2 separate regions of the Mus musculus genome follow, and region 1 is linked to region 2. The links are chromatin loops, found by intact Hi-C in ENCODE. Cell type or tissue: heart. All regions are shown on one strand. Region 1 overlaps Aopep (aminopeptidase O). Region 2 overlaps Fancc (Fanconi anemia, complementation group C).

Region 1 (4,000 bases), 220 kb before region 2:
AGAGAAAGCAGAAAACAAGACAATCATTGTCTTTATTCTAAGGAAATTTATAATTTGAGGTGGATAGGCAATAAACAAGAGAACAAGTAACTGAACAAGGGCTCAATGAGAAAATAGCAGGTGCTTATAGAAAATAAGTCTCATGGCTTTCCCTGGATCAAAACCAGTTGGTGCATTGAACATCACTAGAGTTGCTTATTCGTGTGTTAGGAGTGCAGTTTTCAGCAGAGCTGTCTGCTTTTGGACTGTGCCTTTTGCTTTGGGGGATAAAAATACACTAAAATTGTTTTTGCTGGGCCATTCATGAGGTCTATTTACATTGGGGAATTGTAGCCAGGCATTTCTATAAAGTTTTTTATCTGGGCATGTTTATGTTAGGTTTTGTTTATGTAATATAAATGCACGTTTTCGGCAGCCATTGATTTAAACATGTGAAGGTCATTATGAAAAGTGTTGTTAGTAATAGAGGAGACTCCCAGTGGCATGTGTTTAATGAAGCAGCATGATTTGTAAAATATCCTGAGAAATGTTAATGTTTTGGATTCTTTCCCAAGGGAGGACTTTTTATTTTCTTCCACTCTGTATGCAATGGTCTTTGATTTTATAGTAGTCTGCCGTAGTATCAGACTTTTGCAGAGAACTTTTTGTTTGTTTTAAACAAAGAGCCATCGGTGACACTTACTTGGCTGTGGTTTAATGCTCTTGGTAGTAGTTCACAACTATCTCTGCAGTCTTGGACTGAAGTGGTTGAGGGCTAGAGGGAGACTGTTCCATGGCTGTGTTGACTCACCTTAGTGATTTTCTGGGGACTTGCTACAATTTTCAGCAATTTAGATCTGTAGTTTATCATCTCGGTTATGGTGAAGACCAAAGTCTGGAGAAGAGAAAAGTCCTTAGATAAGTCTTAGGACTGTCCCTGGCTTTTACACGTGAGCAGCATGAATCAGCAGCAGGAAACTGTGCACTGACAACATATTCAAGCCAAACCAGGACTTGGGGGAAAACAGGAAATTTGACCAAATGTCTCTGCCTAGTAACAGGTTCTGTGTGTCTTTGTTAAGATCATCACAGCTTGTTTTAATTCTCTTTAACTTCCTCTCCAAATTCTGATGCTCTGTTTCTGTACAGTTTCTGTGTATCCTTCATTTAATAAGCACTGTGCTTTAAACAGACTGCTTTTCTGTAATAGAGGAATTTCAAGCGGAGGGAATCTATTATGGAATTGAAATGTGTCTTAGTCCATAGGCACTTTGGTGTTAATAAGTTGCTAATTAATAAGCAAAGCTTTGGCCATCATGGTGGCTAAACAGCCTCTAAGCCCGCTGACTGGTAGCATGGCTTGATGCTGTGCACAGTGGCAATGCCTGGGCTGAACACTTTTGATGCGCTTCACACTGTCTTCCTTTACACTTGGACTTTTGTTGTCACTTTAAGAAACTGTTCCTGTTTAATCCGGGACAGCTGTGTACAGTTGAGAATGTGTGCCTTGGTTCTCACAGAAATCTGACCTAACAGACAGCTGTTGGAACTCCTATATGAAAATCTCTTCTAGACAGTTTGTGCTACTGCTGGACACTTTCCAACCACAGATTCTACTTGATAATAACCACCTTGAGGGTGCAAACCAGCAGAGCCGTGCTTCAGCCCGCTGCCTAGAGGAAGATGGCTGATATTGCACATTTTACATTTACAGGTTAGGGCCGGTGCAAATCACCACGTAGTTGGAAAGTAAGAAACCATAAGTCCATAGACAGAAATCCTTCGGCATGGTAATCTCTACTTTCTTTGCCATGTAACTGGACCATAGCAGGAAACCACTGGCTATGAAGCAAGAAGCTGCCTGAACCAGGCAGCCCAGCTACACAAAGAACCATGTGGCTCAAGAGAGGATCTGGACACAGAATCCATTTTAAAGTTTCCAAAATGAATGTCAGGAAGCACAGTCACTGGAATGAGCTCACTGGCGTGTTTTATTTTGAGAAATGTGGGGCATGCCCATTATGAAATGGGAACCTGAAATGTGATCCATCCATCTTAACCAGCCCAGGGCTTTATTCAATTCTTCAAGCCTTAATCCTGTTAGCTCCACGCACAAAGGAAGCGCAGGGCTCCTCTCTGATGACTCTCCCCAGGCCTCCTGGCATCTGCAAACCACATTTTGAATTTTACAAATGAAGCTTATTATTTGATTATCAATGTGAGTAGCCGTGGTGAGGCCGCTTTCTAGATGAATATTCTAGACTGTGTACTTTGAGAAGAAGCCTTAGAAGATGATGGTTTCAGTAACTTCCTAGAATTGGAGGATTTTTTTTTTAAAGGAAACTTATTTGACTAAGTGAATTTTAGTGTGAAGCACATCAAATGAATGACTTTAAACCCTAATTTTTGGTTTTCAAATAAAAGCTATTTGTTGATTTAAAATGTAACCAGCACCATTTATAGCTTTTTTTTAATACTGTATTTTAAAAAGTATGTGCTTAAGGGGTTTTGAAGAGTTTAATGATTCATAATGAGATTATAAAATGAAAAGTTTTGGTTTTTTTTTTTTTTAAGTTACTTTCTCCAAGTAATTCAGAAGGCTAGTGTGAAATTCTTTAGACTTGCTCATGGCTGTAGATCCTTTGGCTGTAGATCTAACCCAGCAAACGTTGAGATCTGCTTCCGATGCTGCTGGGAGCTAATCCACTGAAGTGAACATGAGCTAATGACACATTAGGCCAAATTCTATTATCTGCTTTTCAGCCGGCTGCTGCAGTTTGATTAAATTTAGTTCTGAGGGCTCAGCTTTGAAACAGCCAAGGGCTCTTCATTGGACTTAACAAAAACTTTCCCCCAGATCTGAATTATTTTAAACCTCCTTTGCTTAGGGGACAGCAGCCATTTCTTTCTGTGCATCAGGAAGTGTTTACTTCCCTTCTGGTTAGAAGCTTTGGCTCTTCCAGGTACTGGGCTGACAGTACTGCAGCGTCTCCATGCCGCTGTGGCCTAGACCTTGTAGTCATTTGGTTTATGTAATAGTCTCACAGGGTGTTTGCTTTTAGAGGTCATATTGCCTAATATTTGCAAAGGAAAGGGCTCTTCCAATTTTCCTATTGTGCACTTTATGAATATTAAAAGTGGAGAAGTTTGCCTCCTACTCTGATAAATAGTTTTGTGCTTCTGTCTACTTTCTAATCTCAGAGAGATACCTGGCCCTTTAGTCAGAATTGCTGCATGCTCCCTCCCCAATACCTAGCCTTGGAGTTAAAGTAGAGCTATGCTCCCTGGAGAGCTCCCTCCCCACCCCTACAGGCTCTACTGTACTTCAGATCATCAAGGGCCGTTCTTTTGGGGTACAGACCTGGCTTCTCATGCATTGATACATTGACTTATCTGGAACTGGGTAATTTAAACCAGTTCCTTTTCATATTAAACATGTTAGGAAAATCAAAGCTATAACATCAGGCCAGCCAGAAGAATGAGTGGTTGGACAGTAATATGTTTATAATATAAATCCTTCCTATTTTCTCAACTCATGCTCCCCTAGCTGTCTTGCATTTTGGCAGGCAGAATACTTGGGAGGTTGGCCCTGTGGACACCAATTTATGAATTTGTTGATCATTTGTTAAGTAAAATTTCAAAGCTGCAAACAGACAAACTCACTGCTGTTTAAAACCAAAATCAGTACTTCAAGAGATCCATTGATGTAAAATATTCTGGGAGCTGGGGCTCATTTCCCCAGTGAAGCCACTTGGAGGCTCTGGGAGGCTTTACCTTCCATTTACTCAGACAGTCAGATATAGTGAACTCTACCAGAGTCAGAGGCATAGCAGACTGGAAGGCAGATCTCACCAGCTTCACTTCTGCCAAGGGATAGAATATAGTTTAGAACATTGCACTTTCACGCTCTACAGTGCTATGTCAGGTGTCTCTGACTTTTGAGTCCTTCAGGGGATATTTGGGGTATAGGGAGCTTTGAGAAGAGAGCTGGGATACTGATAGCCTCGGCAGCCTTCAGAGG
Region 2 (4,000 bases):
GCAGAGGCAGGTGGGTCTCTGAGTTTAAGGCCACAAACAAACAAACAAACACTCCTTTTCTAGGTCTGGAGAAATGGCTCAGTGGTTAAGAGCACTTGCTGGTTTTTCAGACCACTTGAATTCCATTGCCAGCATCCGTATCAGGCAGCTCACAACCTTCCGTAACTAGCTCCTGGGTCCAACACCTCTGACCTTAGTGTATCTATAGGAATCCATAGGTGCCAACTCTCATGACTTCGGAGCAGAGCCAACTGGTGTGTTACACACTTCTTGTTACTGGTCCTTTAAACAAAGCACAAGTTCCTAGGACCTAGTCTTTCAAATAAAAACACCATTCTGCTGAAATGTGGCGTTTCCTCTGTCTTTCAGAGAGTTCTTTCTGTTCAAAATAGTTTTGTGCCTTTTGGCTTTCTTTAGGTCTGTGACAAAGCCCAGCCAGCCCTCATGTGGTGAAGGGCTGTACTGCATCTTTACTTGGAGCTGGGACAAACGCTGCATGGATATTTCAGTACCCAAATGAATCCCACTTCTCTACCTCATTTGAGTATAAACAGGTTAAAGAATGCCACCACACTCCGGAGGCTGTCTTTTCAATGCACAGCAACTTCTGAGTTTTCACCCCTAACTACCAAGAGCGCAAACCTCTACGTTCCCACACCAGCCAGAGACCAACTGTTCCCAAAGACAGTATATTTACCTGAACATTTCATCAACAATTCTGAAGATGGCAGGTTGGCAGGCTGCTTGAGGCTATAAAAAGAAAAGACCATGAAACAGAGAAATACAAGAGGAACCTATCAATAACAACTTTGGATTATTAGGCAAACGAGAAGTTTGGGGCTGCTCCAGAAAAGTGACACATTCCATTAGGTTAAGAAAAGAAAAAGTACTTGGTACCCAGAAAAACCCATAAAATGCCAGCAGTGGTTCTCTCTGAGCATGGGCTGTGGGCAAACTTTATTTACTTATTTTGTATTCCTGTTATATACCACATTTTCTATAGTAAGCCTGTATGTAAGAATAAGTTTCATGAGTGGTTAAGAAGCACTTTATGACAACAGGACTCAGGCCCTACTCAGCAGCACACTCCACCTGCTGACCTTCACCATCCACCTCCCCACCATCCTCGTCCCATAGTTGGTAATGAGCACCTAAGAATCAGGTGGCCACCACTATTGGGTACAGTTAGCAGTTAATGGAAAGTACAGCCACGTGACACCCGGTGAAAGCTCCCCAATCTTTTCTAGAATACCCTGTCAGTAGGATTTAATGGTTTCAGTCTATAGAAACTGGCTTCCTGAGGCCTAGGAAGAGCCTGCTTACTTATATTTTTAGTCAGAGCTTAAAACTTGAGTTTATGATAGATTTTTTTAAAAAGCCTATTTGTATTATAAAACATTTCACAATGGCATCCAGAGATAAGTAGGCCAGGCTCCAATAAAGGGAATTTCTGGAGTAATTTTGTGTTTGCTATGACTAGCTTTGGGAAACATTTTTTTTCTAGCCACCTTGGATCCTGTGCATCACTTTTCTGACTTTTCTGAACCACCCTGAAGAAAGTTGAGTGTTTCTTTGGCTTTCCCACTTAATAGTTAATTCTGCCATGGCAGCTTAACTTGCAACATGGAGTATGTGCCATCTAGTGGCCATACATGACCATTACAGGCTGCCACACAAATGATGGGAGGCTGTCCTTTTCATCAAAGACATTTATGATTTGCACGCTAATGCTTTCTCCTTTTCAAATAAAGCAACCCATGATCTCTAACCCTTTGTCAACGTACATCTTTCTCCAAATGAAGCAAACCTAAAATCCTCATAAACTTGTTACCTACTTAAGAAATTAACAACAGAAGAATGGCAGGTTATTTCATGGCTTTGATCTCCAAAAGTCATTTAATCTGCCTGCTTCTCAGCCTCACTGTAAATACTAACAGTTGTTCATGCACTTGGACACAGGCCCAGAGAACACTGAAAGAGTTTCTATGTGTTCATAATGGAAAAATCCAAACAGAAAAAAAATCAAATTGGATCTCGTAAAGAAATACAACTCAGCTAAGTTTGCCAGAACAATTCTGTTCTATGTAGGAATGCACCTCCTAACAACAAAATCTGAAGACCCCCACCACAGCCACACACCCGCAGGCACAGACACAGAGCTGAATGTGCACTGAAGGAAAATCAGACCAGAACTTGATGCAGGTAAGGAAAACCATTTTCTTTTATTCCAAATGGCTTAACTACCCTACCCTAGCCACTGAAGACTTGAGAATCATGTGGTCTGATAACATGGATTTCTAAACAGTAAAGAAGAGAAGACTTAAGAAGTAACTGGGTGGCTACCAAAACCACAAGAGGATGCAAGAAAGGATGTTCTGACCTAATTTGTCAAAAAGAAAGCTGTATGGGCTTTGCTTCAATGCAGTGGTTTCCTTCTGAACAACTGAGCTGGTGATTCCAACCCAAACAAGCCACAGAATCCACCTATTCTCTGCATGGGCTGGATCTATATGTCGAGGCCTTCCTTTGTAAGGACTTCAGATTAGTGGCTTCTCCCACGTCCATAAACTACTTTAGATTCTAAAACAGGAAGAGATGAGCAGGCAGGGTACCTGCGAAAGTAGCCATGACAAGGGTTAATGTTTAGCCCCTCCTTACCACTTGTAAGAACCTCTTTCTCCTCTCCAGTCTTCACTGGAGTTGTCCCAGGACTTAATTTCAGTGTCAGTAAGTTGTTTCATAAAGACCGAAGTATTCACAAGTCCCTATGACACAGTTAAAGCTGATTTTCTCATCAGAATTAAAGCTTTACTGCATGGTTCTCTGGAAGCCAAATCCCACCTCTTACAGAATCCTTTCAAGGAGGAGGCGAATGTTTAAGCCCTCTGCACAGTGTTTCACTGCCCAGGTGGGACACCATAGGTTCCTCTGCATTCTAGGGCTCTACAGCCATGCTCTGAAACAGAGTATCTGTTGTCATTATATTGCCTACCAAAATGGGTGGGGGGAGCTGTCTCAGGTTCCATCTGCTCATCTGTTTTTCTCCATCCCACCAAAATCTGTTCCTTCTCAAACTCTCCTCCATCTGGCCTAACAATCTTCATGGAGAGATTCCTTCACTCCAGGGAAACCATGTCACCAAGAGATGCCAGGAGCACTTCTATCTCCCTTTCTTGTCCACCCTCACCCCTGACTTTCAATAAGCCTTGGAGGATAAACAGATGATGATGATGCCCACAACAACCTGTGGCCTCCTTACCTTACCAGAATGTTATCTGATAAGACACTTTCCTCTGGTTCCCCTCTGCCCGGGATGGCCTATTTCCATCCTTCAACAAAACTCAGGAAGATGAGTCAACACGGACAGTACAGAGTATCGAGAAGAGAGGTGAGGGTGGCGGAGAGAACTGTTGACTCTCTAGTTCACCCATGAAGCTTTCTAGCCTGCTCCTTTCATCCCAGGGGACCAGAGATTACTATAAACCACCTGCCACTCCAAAGAGGCTGAGAACACACAGCACATTTCTCAGGGAGATGGCACACTTTTTCTATCAATTGTTTTCAGACTCTCTCCCTTTCTCTCTCCCTCCCCCCCCCCCTCCCCGGGTGTGTACATGTGTTTGACAGGGGGGAGGGGACAGAGAGATGGGGGAGAGAACTAGAAAAGGTATTCATAAGGTGATTATCAGAGAAAAGTGAATGCCTCTCCTAAAAAGACAACGGAGGGTTAGGAAGAATAAAGCCCCCAGGTCTTCTAGGTCAGAGAACCAAGAAGGAAACAACAGATTCTCGAGTGACCGCTCAAGTCCGGGACAGATTCCCCTTTCTAGGCTGAGTTTAAGGTTGTTTGATGTTTACTCAGAAAATGGTCATTTGAGAAAATCAGCAGAGAAGTTTTCCCTCCAGTTTGCCCACCAGAGCATCGGCCCATCTCCCATGGAGCCAGCTCACCCTACTCTTCTGGCAAGAGACGGCCCTCTTTGTCCACAGATATGAGTTA

What was found. Hi-C counts contacts between places; a loop is a spot of excess contacts. Peaks named below come from ENCODE experiments on the same cell type or tissue, not always from the same donor. Only the 100,000 strongest peaks of a DNase experiment are listed, where the experiment ranks them.
Region 1: it touches region 2 in a loop (2.4-fold over the local background); 4 of 42 quality-filtered maps call a loop at or near these places.

The regions. Positions count from the first base shown.
Region 1 is chr13:63,111,220-63,115,219 of GRCm38, forward strand. The region is part of intron 5 of Aopep (aminopeptidase O); the gene reads left to right. Among named protein-coding and RNA genes, the nearest start is that of Gm46422, 18 kb to the left of the region's middle. In heart, a CTCF peak has its summit at 1,658; DNase peaks (open chromatin) are centred at 952, 1,632 and 2,882; H3K27ac peaks cover 1,031 bases.
Region 2 is chr13:63,331,144-63,335,143 of GRCm38, forward strand. It overlaps Fancc (Fanconi anemia, complementation group C), which reads right to left. Exons shown (of 15, transcript NM_007985.3): 9 at 698-750. Among named protein-coding and RNA genes, the nearest start is that of Mir3074-1, 32 kb to the left of the region's middle. In heart, CTCF peaks have their summits at 443 and 1,645 (motif pointing left); no DNase peak of the experiment used is centred here.